3 separate regions of the Homo sapiens genome follow, and regions 1 and 3 are each linked to region 2. A link is an interaction called in ENCODE POLR2A ChIA-PET data of the cell type or tissue named here. Cell type or tissue: GM12878. All regions are shown on one strand.

Region 1 (2,500 bases), 370 kb after region 2:
TCATTTTGTTTGTCTATCTCAGGTACCTTTGTGCTCAACCTCCACCCTAGCCATTTTATTTTAAGCTATAGGTGTCTATTTCTGAAGTGACCACATGCCCCATGTTACGACAATTTTTAGAAAGTTTGTGGAGACACCATTGTGATTGCCCTGATGTTGTTAAACAAAGACCACCTCATTAATTCTTTTTGAACAGACCTTTCAAATGTCCAGCCCTAAAGAATTCTCTCTAAGGAAAGGAATAATTAAAATATGGAACTAATGTTCCAGGATCCAAGAATCCTAAGGGCTGACAAGGTCAGTTTTTCTGTGGCCTGTAAAGTTATCTGTGCTTTTCACATGGTTTCAGGAGGAGATTTTGAAAGAGGAGCAATTAAAAAACAAGCACTGTTGTTATTTTCTAACACCAATGCCCGCGTTAGGGGCTGGAGACCCAGAGATTCCTTTCAACAGGGTGAATTTTTTCAGTTCAAGTTGAGAATTACATATTTTCAGGGGTATCATTGGGCATATTTTAAGGCATACAGTTCAAATGATGAAATAAATCAGAAGGGCCACGGCATTATAACAAGGGAGAGGTTGGGTAGACCAGAGAGCCAGAGAAGGCATTGTGAAAGAGACAGATACCTCAAATTCCTGACACGTAGCCTAAGGGTATAGAGATTTGTCTAGCTTGCTTCTTGGAGGCTATCTGAACCCATCCCAAACCAAAACCACCATGTTGAAATGCAAGAATAAACTGCAGAAAAGTCAAGTAGGAGAAACAGCCAGCTTACAGATCGTTTTTGCCCATATTTAACCTCAGCTTATTCTTATAACTCCATGTGTAAGCAGTATATACATCCTCTTTTATAGATTTAAAAACTGTGGCCTCAGGAGTTCAGAGAATATCTCTCAAAATCATCCCCCTCCTCTTATCTCATTCATTTCTCCTCAGTGAATCTGGTTTGTTAACTTGGTGTGATTCAGTAGTTTTCTTACGATGTTTCCTTAGCAACAAAGCAGATAATGTAAGCAAACGGTCTGAAGCACATTGAAGGTAACCTAAAGAAGAGGAAGAGCTGCAGCTGTGCCTCTGGGCCCCAAAGGCTTTGATGATGCATAGATCTTAGAGGTTGTCAGAATGCTCAGCCAAGCAGGTGATCACAGCCAAGGTCACGATGCAGTCAGCCTCTCCTCCACTGCTCCTCCTGATGAAACTTCATGGGAAAGCTCACGGGGGGAGATATTTTTGGATGGTGTTTTCCAAACATTTTTACATACTGTAACTGATACTACTTTATAAAGGGCTTTCACATTCAACCATGTAGGTAGTTGACTATGCCTCAAATTCAGAAAAATGTACAGAATGATACTTATACATTAATGTAGATGCAGGACTGCAGAGAGATTCTAAGCCTTTGTGCTATAAGAGAGAGAAGTCCTGTTATTTAACTATATCGTTGGAGTCAAGGTGGTAGATTTGCTGACCTCCTGCACCAGGGTTGTCCTGTCCTTGGCTATTCATTCTGTATTCATATCTTCATCAAATATTTTTTGAAAACCCATTTACTGTGTGCCAGATGTTGTGTCATAGACTGGAAATACATACCACGATGAACAAGATCAATATGGTCCCCAGCTTTGTGAAGCTCACATTCTAGTGTAGAATATAGACAAGTGAGCAAACAATTGCAATATACTGTAAATTGGAGAAATTCAGAATATAGTAAAATACTGATATTGCCTAACCCATACCTGAAAAAAATGATTTGTAAAATTTCCATACACTTGTACCTTGATTTCCTGGGGATAACACTTACGTGTTCTTCATTACAAGGGAACCAAGGAAATTACCAGAATTGAGAGTGAGGAAACATTTTTCCTTTGCTGGGAACACAGCAGAAAGCTTTTTTCCTGATTAGGAATTTGATAGTATCATCTTCATCCTAGGAAGACAAAGGCATTCTACCATGAGAGATGTGTCCAAGTTATCTAGAATGAAACACGCTTGCGGGGAGAAAAAAAGTTTTCCACAGAAATGGCAAAAGGAAAGGAGTCACCTTAACAAAGCTGCAGAAATCAACCTTATGATTTGCCATCTCTCTTGGGTATTTTAGATGCTGGGATCACCATATCGCTGAAGGGTGTTTCTGCCTTCCATGGTGAGTGGACAGTTGTTTTTAGGAGTTATTTCCCTAAGTGTGGTTTCAATGTGGTATTTGCTGTAAGTTACCTGTGACTGTCTGTGGCCACAGTGGAAGCCTGTCAGTAGCCCAGATACAATCACCTAAGAGTTAATCAGGGAAGCAATCCTTCCAATTTGATGAGAAACAGGAACAATAGTCTCATGGGTCGCATGCTCTCCTCAAACAGGAAAGCCTCAGAAGCAAAGATGAAACTAGCTACTAACGTAGAAAACATACGTTTTTTTCACACTGCAAATCTGAGTCTGCATGTTCCGAAGCACACATTTCTATCCCTTGCACATAGAACTTATAGTCGGGGTGATAGTATAATT
Region 2 (2,500 bases):
GAGACAAGAGTTTTGCTCTCGTCACCCAGGCTGGAGTGCAATGGCGTGATCCCGCCTCACTGCATCCTCTGCCTCCCGGGTTCAATCGATTCTTCTTCCTCCCGGGTTCAATTTATTCTCCTGCCTCAGCGTCCCTAGTAGCTGGGATTACAGGCACCTTCCACCACGCACAGCTAATTTTTGTATTTTTAGTAGAGATGTTGGATAACCCCAATTATCCAACATCTGTCCTACCCAACTGAGCACTGCAACACTCTACTGCACTCAGTTTGGGAAGAACGAGCTATCTATTCATCATCAGTGTGGCAGCCTGAGCATTTTCGCAAGAAGTAGTGATAGATTTGTACTTAACTATTTATAACATCTACTCAGTTCTCTTTTCTTGCCATCAACCTGTTTTTTAAGAAAGTCAGCCAAGCTATGGATGCAATGCATGTTGGGCAGGCTGGTCTGGAGCTCCTGACCTCAAGTGATCCACCTGCCTCAGCCTCCCAAAGTGCTAGGATTACAGGTATGAGCCACCATGCCCAGTGATTTTTCAGGTTTTAAATATTCTGTCTTATTATTCCCTACAAGCACACATTTATCAGTTTGGCTACTGCAATTTTAAATTAGAAAATCTGGCCACTGAGGTTCTATGGAAAGTCTATCTATAATTTTAAACTGTGTAGTTTGGAATATGTCTCTATGATGCCAGGATGCCACACAACCAAGTGCAAAGTAAAAAAGTCCTTAGTTACTCAAACATCTTTATGTTTGTAAGTATCTAGTATTAAGTCAACTAGGTGCTTAGATGGTTGACTGAATTTTCCACCTTCCATCAGATGCCTACAGTCACATAGCTACAACTGGAGTCAAATATTATTAAATAGATTTCTTCCCCATTTGAAGGATACATAAACTACTCTCTATGAAATTAAGAACAATGAGTTTCAGTGCTAAACCACATTGATGGTGGGGTAAGACCTTTATTTCTCCCAATGTGCAACCTAGCATTTGCAAAAGTGAACTTGGCTGTTAGAACTGGGTTAATTTACTGGCTCTGCCACTTACTGTATGGCATTGATTAAGTCTCTTCTCTTCTCTTTAGTTTCCTCATTTGTACAATACAGGTAATAATTGTACCTAAATTATGGGGCTGCTGTGAAGACTGTAGATGCAATAATATGGGTAAAGTGCCTCGCATAGTAAGTGCACGTATTTAAAGCTCAGTAAATGTTAGTGGTATTTTTCCTAAATTATTTTCACCATGCAACCTCTATGTAATTAAATGAGAATTATGTTTTAACATTATTATTTAAAATAGTTGAGTTTTTAAAGTTAAAAATAAAATAAATAAGTACAATATATTTTGCAATATATTTAGCCCAAAATATAGTGAATCAAATTATTCAGAAAATGAAATATGGCTGGGAGCCATGGCCCTAGCCTTTAGTCTCAGCACTTTGGGAAGCCAAGACGGGCAGATCACCTGAGGTCAGGAGTTTAAGACCAGACTGGTCAACATGGTGAAACCCCGTCTCTACTAAAAATATAAAAATTTGCTGGGTGTGTTGGGAGGTGCCTGTAGTCCCAGCTACTCGGGAGGCCGAGACAGGAGAATAGCTTGAACCCAGGAGGCAGAGGTTGCAGTGAGCTGAGATCACACCACTGCACTCAAAAAAAAAAGGGAAAGACTTGAGTGAAGTACTGGTCAGATATATACCAGTTGATATAATGGATTGCAGCAGCAGTTGCATTAAATTAAAGCTATAGGTTAAGAGAAGGAACATTTGGTGAAATTTGTTCTCCCAGGCAGAGCTGATGGCTCCATTTCTTAAAACCACATTAAATACCTTATATCTTGGGGATTTCCTGTGATTTACTTAATTGCTGAGTTCTTTACAGTAATACATTTTCAGTGTTTAAAGATAGCCTTTGAAGATTTTTTCCCCCTACTTCAAAGCAATGTGAGATCCGTGTCCTTGTTCCTAGGAGTGAGGCTGCATATATAATAAGGCTGGAAAAAATGTAATGTTCTCTACAAACTTCCTGTTTAAGGTCCTTCTTTATTACAAAAGTATGCTTGCTTACTTTTTGTGTTTCTCTAAAAAATTAGAGAAACTTGCCCCTCAGTGTGTGGCATACAGTTTCTGTCCTGATAGAAGTAATAAAAATGTCAATATCTTCCCTTCATGGGCAGATCATGCTGGCAAGATCTAGACTGCAAGTGGAAGTGTCTCTGTCCATTGCCTGCCCTGTCATCCTGGACCATTTGTCTGAGGCTGCCCTAGACCCTAGTTCAGTTGAGGATCAACCAAGGATTCCACTTTTAGGCAGGCAGGAACACTGCAGTTAATGTCTGGGTATCACCAACACCATATATGATGCAGAATAAAGGCAGTTGGAACTGTTTGATTGATTACTGGTTATTGTGATTTTTAAAAAAAGCAATCCTAGTCTGGTTCAGTAAGGGAAAGACACCTGTATTCTGGCTCTTTTGAGAATACAGTGGTTAGGG
Region 3 (2,500 bases), 380 kb after region 2:
AACACAGATGAACAAAAGTTACTGATTTTTAAAACCACTATTAAATGCTTACGTTTTCATTTCATTTCATTGAATTTTAGTGTAAAATCTTAGATAAAATTGCAAGGTTTATACATTCCTAACAGAGGAAATTTAGTCTTCAGTCCAACACACACACACCGCTCTGAATACATTTCAAAAGGCAAATGACATTTATTGTTTCTTGCTTATTTGTTTGGGTAGGATGCATGAGAAATAATTTTGATGATGTGGTTTTTGGGTGCTAAGGACATTTTAACATCCAGTCCCTTTTCATAATCTAACCATAAACTCTAAAATTTCCGTTTTTAAAACGTGTAAAATATACTGTGAGAAATTCTGATGAGAGAAATGGTGTGAACCCTAGGGCACAGCAGGTGCAGATGCAAAGCCCCAAGCAGACACAACACAGGGGGAGCCCGCCGGGGTCTACAGACCAGGAGTCCAGCCTCGCCACCACTGACAGGACTGACAAGATTCACTATTCTCCCTACCTGGGGCTTTTTCCTCTTCTCTCTCACAAAAATCCTGGTTTTGCCCTTTTTCCCTACTCAGTCTACTAGCTGACTCCTTCCCATGTGAGAACAGTACCAAGTACCTCCTCTGTGTCCAAAATAACTCATGATGCTGACCTATTCTTCGACCTTTGTAAAACAGACTTCCCCCTCCTAGCCCAGGGCCCCACTCATCTAGGAGGTGAAGAAGACCAAAGATAGGGAAGGGTGAGGGATGATGGACTTAAAAAATTCCTTTATCATTATATTTTAAGTTTTTATTTTTATAAGGCATCCAAATATGCATGCAGTCAGGTCAAAATAATCGCCGTATTTCCAAATTAGAGAATGAGAAGCAAACACACACAAAACCCCTCAGGAATCTAAATTACAATCTAATTTTGGATTCTGCTTCTAAAGCGCACATATACAAACCCCAAATGGACCATAGGCTGGCCTCAGGGAAATACTCGGAATCCCTGAAATTGTCTGTACAATTTTGTGTTGTGGGGAGAAGTAGGTACATTTTTTTTTCCTGGGGAGAAGGTACACAGCTGTCTTCAAATTCTCTAAGGAGCACACAAACCAAACAATTTTAAGAATCTTTGCTCTTTGAAGACTAAGAACATTACCATTGTGGGAAACTAGTTGCCTGGGTAATCACAGGGCGGGGATGGTAATCCCCCAAGCCCACAGCTCATGAGCACGTAGAAACTGGCGTAAGAACTCATTCCATCCCTCTTGGTCCCTCCCAGGGCCCTGGGCCTCTCCCTGACACATTTTCCCTTTCTCTAGAGTTTGCCTCTGAGCTCATCCCCCATCTGCCTGCATGCCTGCGATGAGTCCCTCTTCTTCTTTCCTCACTTCCCAACTGCTTCTCTGTGCACCCTTCCCTTTGAGAGGGCAGTGACACTCACATTCTGAAAACATAAAATGGCTCAAATATTGCACATTCATGCTCTGGAAAGTGGGACATGGGGTCACAGAAAACCCCACATTTTCTCAGCATGTCCCGTCAGAAGAAATGTCTGAGAGAAAGAATGCAATTTCCAGAAGAGCAGAGACTTTGTTCCACTCACAGCTGCCTTCCCAGCACCTGCTGGAGCACCAAGCCCTGGGGAAACAGCTGAGTCTCTTTGGCCAAGCTCAGGGTCTTCTGGGAGCCCTCCTCAGGTCTCACAAGCAGCCTGCCCTTTATCCTGTACTATTTGAACCTCTCAGCCTTGGAAGCCTCTTAAACCTTTCCTCAGACCTCTGCCCATCTCCCTGGCCTCCATTTGGAAAGAGCCAGTAACAATTTTTGCAAGGGGCCTAAGAAAATCAAGACCAACCACACCACAGCAGCAGCCCCCACAGGCATCGCAGGCCTCTTCACATGGGAGGAGGCTGAAGGTTTCTGGGTTTTTTTTTCTTTTGAAATGGAGTTTCACTCTTGTCACCCAGGCTGGAGTGCAATGATGCGATCTCGGCTCACCGCAACCTCTGCCTCCCAGGTTCAAGTGATTCTCCTGCCTCAGTCTCCCGAGTAGCTGGGATTATAAGCACCTGCCACCATGCCCGGCTAATTTTTGTATTTTTAGTAGAGATGGGGTTTCACCATGTTGGCCAGGCTTGTCTCGAACTCCTGACCTCAGGTGATCCAACTGCCTCGGCCTCCCAAAGTGCTGGGATTACAAGCGTGAGCCACCGCGCCTGGCTTTTTTTTTTTTTTTTTTAATTCCTGTAACTGGGGCACAATCTCTTCACTCCACACACATATAGTGTCTGCCTGACCCACAGACACACTTTATTCAGGATGCTCTGTGAGGAAGATCTCCATTTATGAGACTTCCAGTGAGCTAAAATTTGGCCTTCTGAATGGCATTCTTAAGAACTGTTTTACATAACGTTCTGCCTTCTTAGGCCAACATTACTCTTGCCTCTCATCCTCAAGAAACAGTGTCATCATCATAATAAACACCTTGTCTTGTACTATGCACTAACACTTG

What was found. ChIA-PET counts read pairs that join two places held together with the same protein. Peaks named below come from ENCODE experiments on the same cell type or tissue, not always from the same donor. Only the 100,000 strongest peaks of a DNase experiment are listed, where the experiment ranks them.
Region 1: POLR2A ChIA-PET joins it to region 2 with 33 read pairs; 4 of 35 experiments call an interaction of 5 or more read pairs at or near these places.
Region 3: POLR2A ChIA-PET joins it to region 2 with 33 read pairs; 5 of 35 experiments call an interaction of 5 or more read pairs at or near these places.

The regions. Positions count from the first base shown.
Region 1 is chr3:112,127,661-112,130,160 of GRCh38, reverse strand. GCSAM (germinal center associated signaling and motility) reads left to right here. Exons shown (of 6, transcript NM_152785.5): 3 at 2,100-2,144. It also overlaps a transcript of C3orf52 not described here. Among named protein-coding and RNA genes, the nearest start is that of GCSAM, 4.3 kb to the left of the region's middle. In GM12878, no CTCF peak of the experiment used is centred here; DNase peaks (open chromatin) are centred at 1,023 and 2,310; H3K4me3 peaks cover 2,500 bases; H3K27ac peaks cover 2,500 bases.
Region 2 is chr3:112,495,935-112,498,434 of GRCh38, reverse strand. The region is part of intron 1 of BTLA (B and T lymphocyte associated); the gene reads left to right. Among named protein-coding and RNA genes, the nearest start is that of BTLA, 2.3 kb to the left of the region's middle. RefSeq lists an enhancer at 380-499. In GM12878, no CTCF peak of the experiment used is centred here; no DNase peak of the experiment used is centred here; H3K4me3 peaks cover 2,500 bases; H3K27ac peaks cover 2,500 bases.
Region 3 is chr3:112,114,132-112,116,631 of GRCh38, reverse strand. All of the region lies in intron 5 of C3orf52 (chromosome 3 open reading frame 52), which reads right to left. Among named protein-coding and RNA genes, the nearest start is that of MIR567, 2.6 kb to the right of the region's middle. RefSeq lists enhancers at 441-500, 1,057-1,146, 1,377-1,426, 1,437-1,516, 1,537-1,796. In GM12878, no CTCF peak of the experiment used is centred here; a DNase peak (open chromatin) is centred at 1,171; H3K4me3 peaks cover 731 bases; H3K27ac peaks cover 2,500 bases.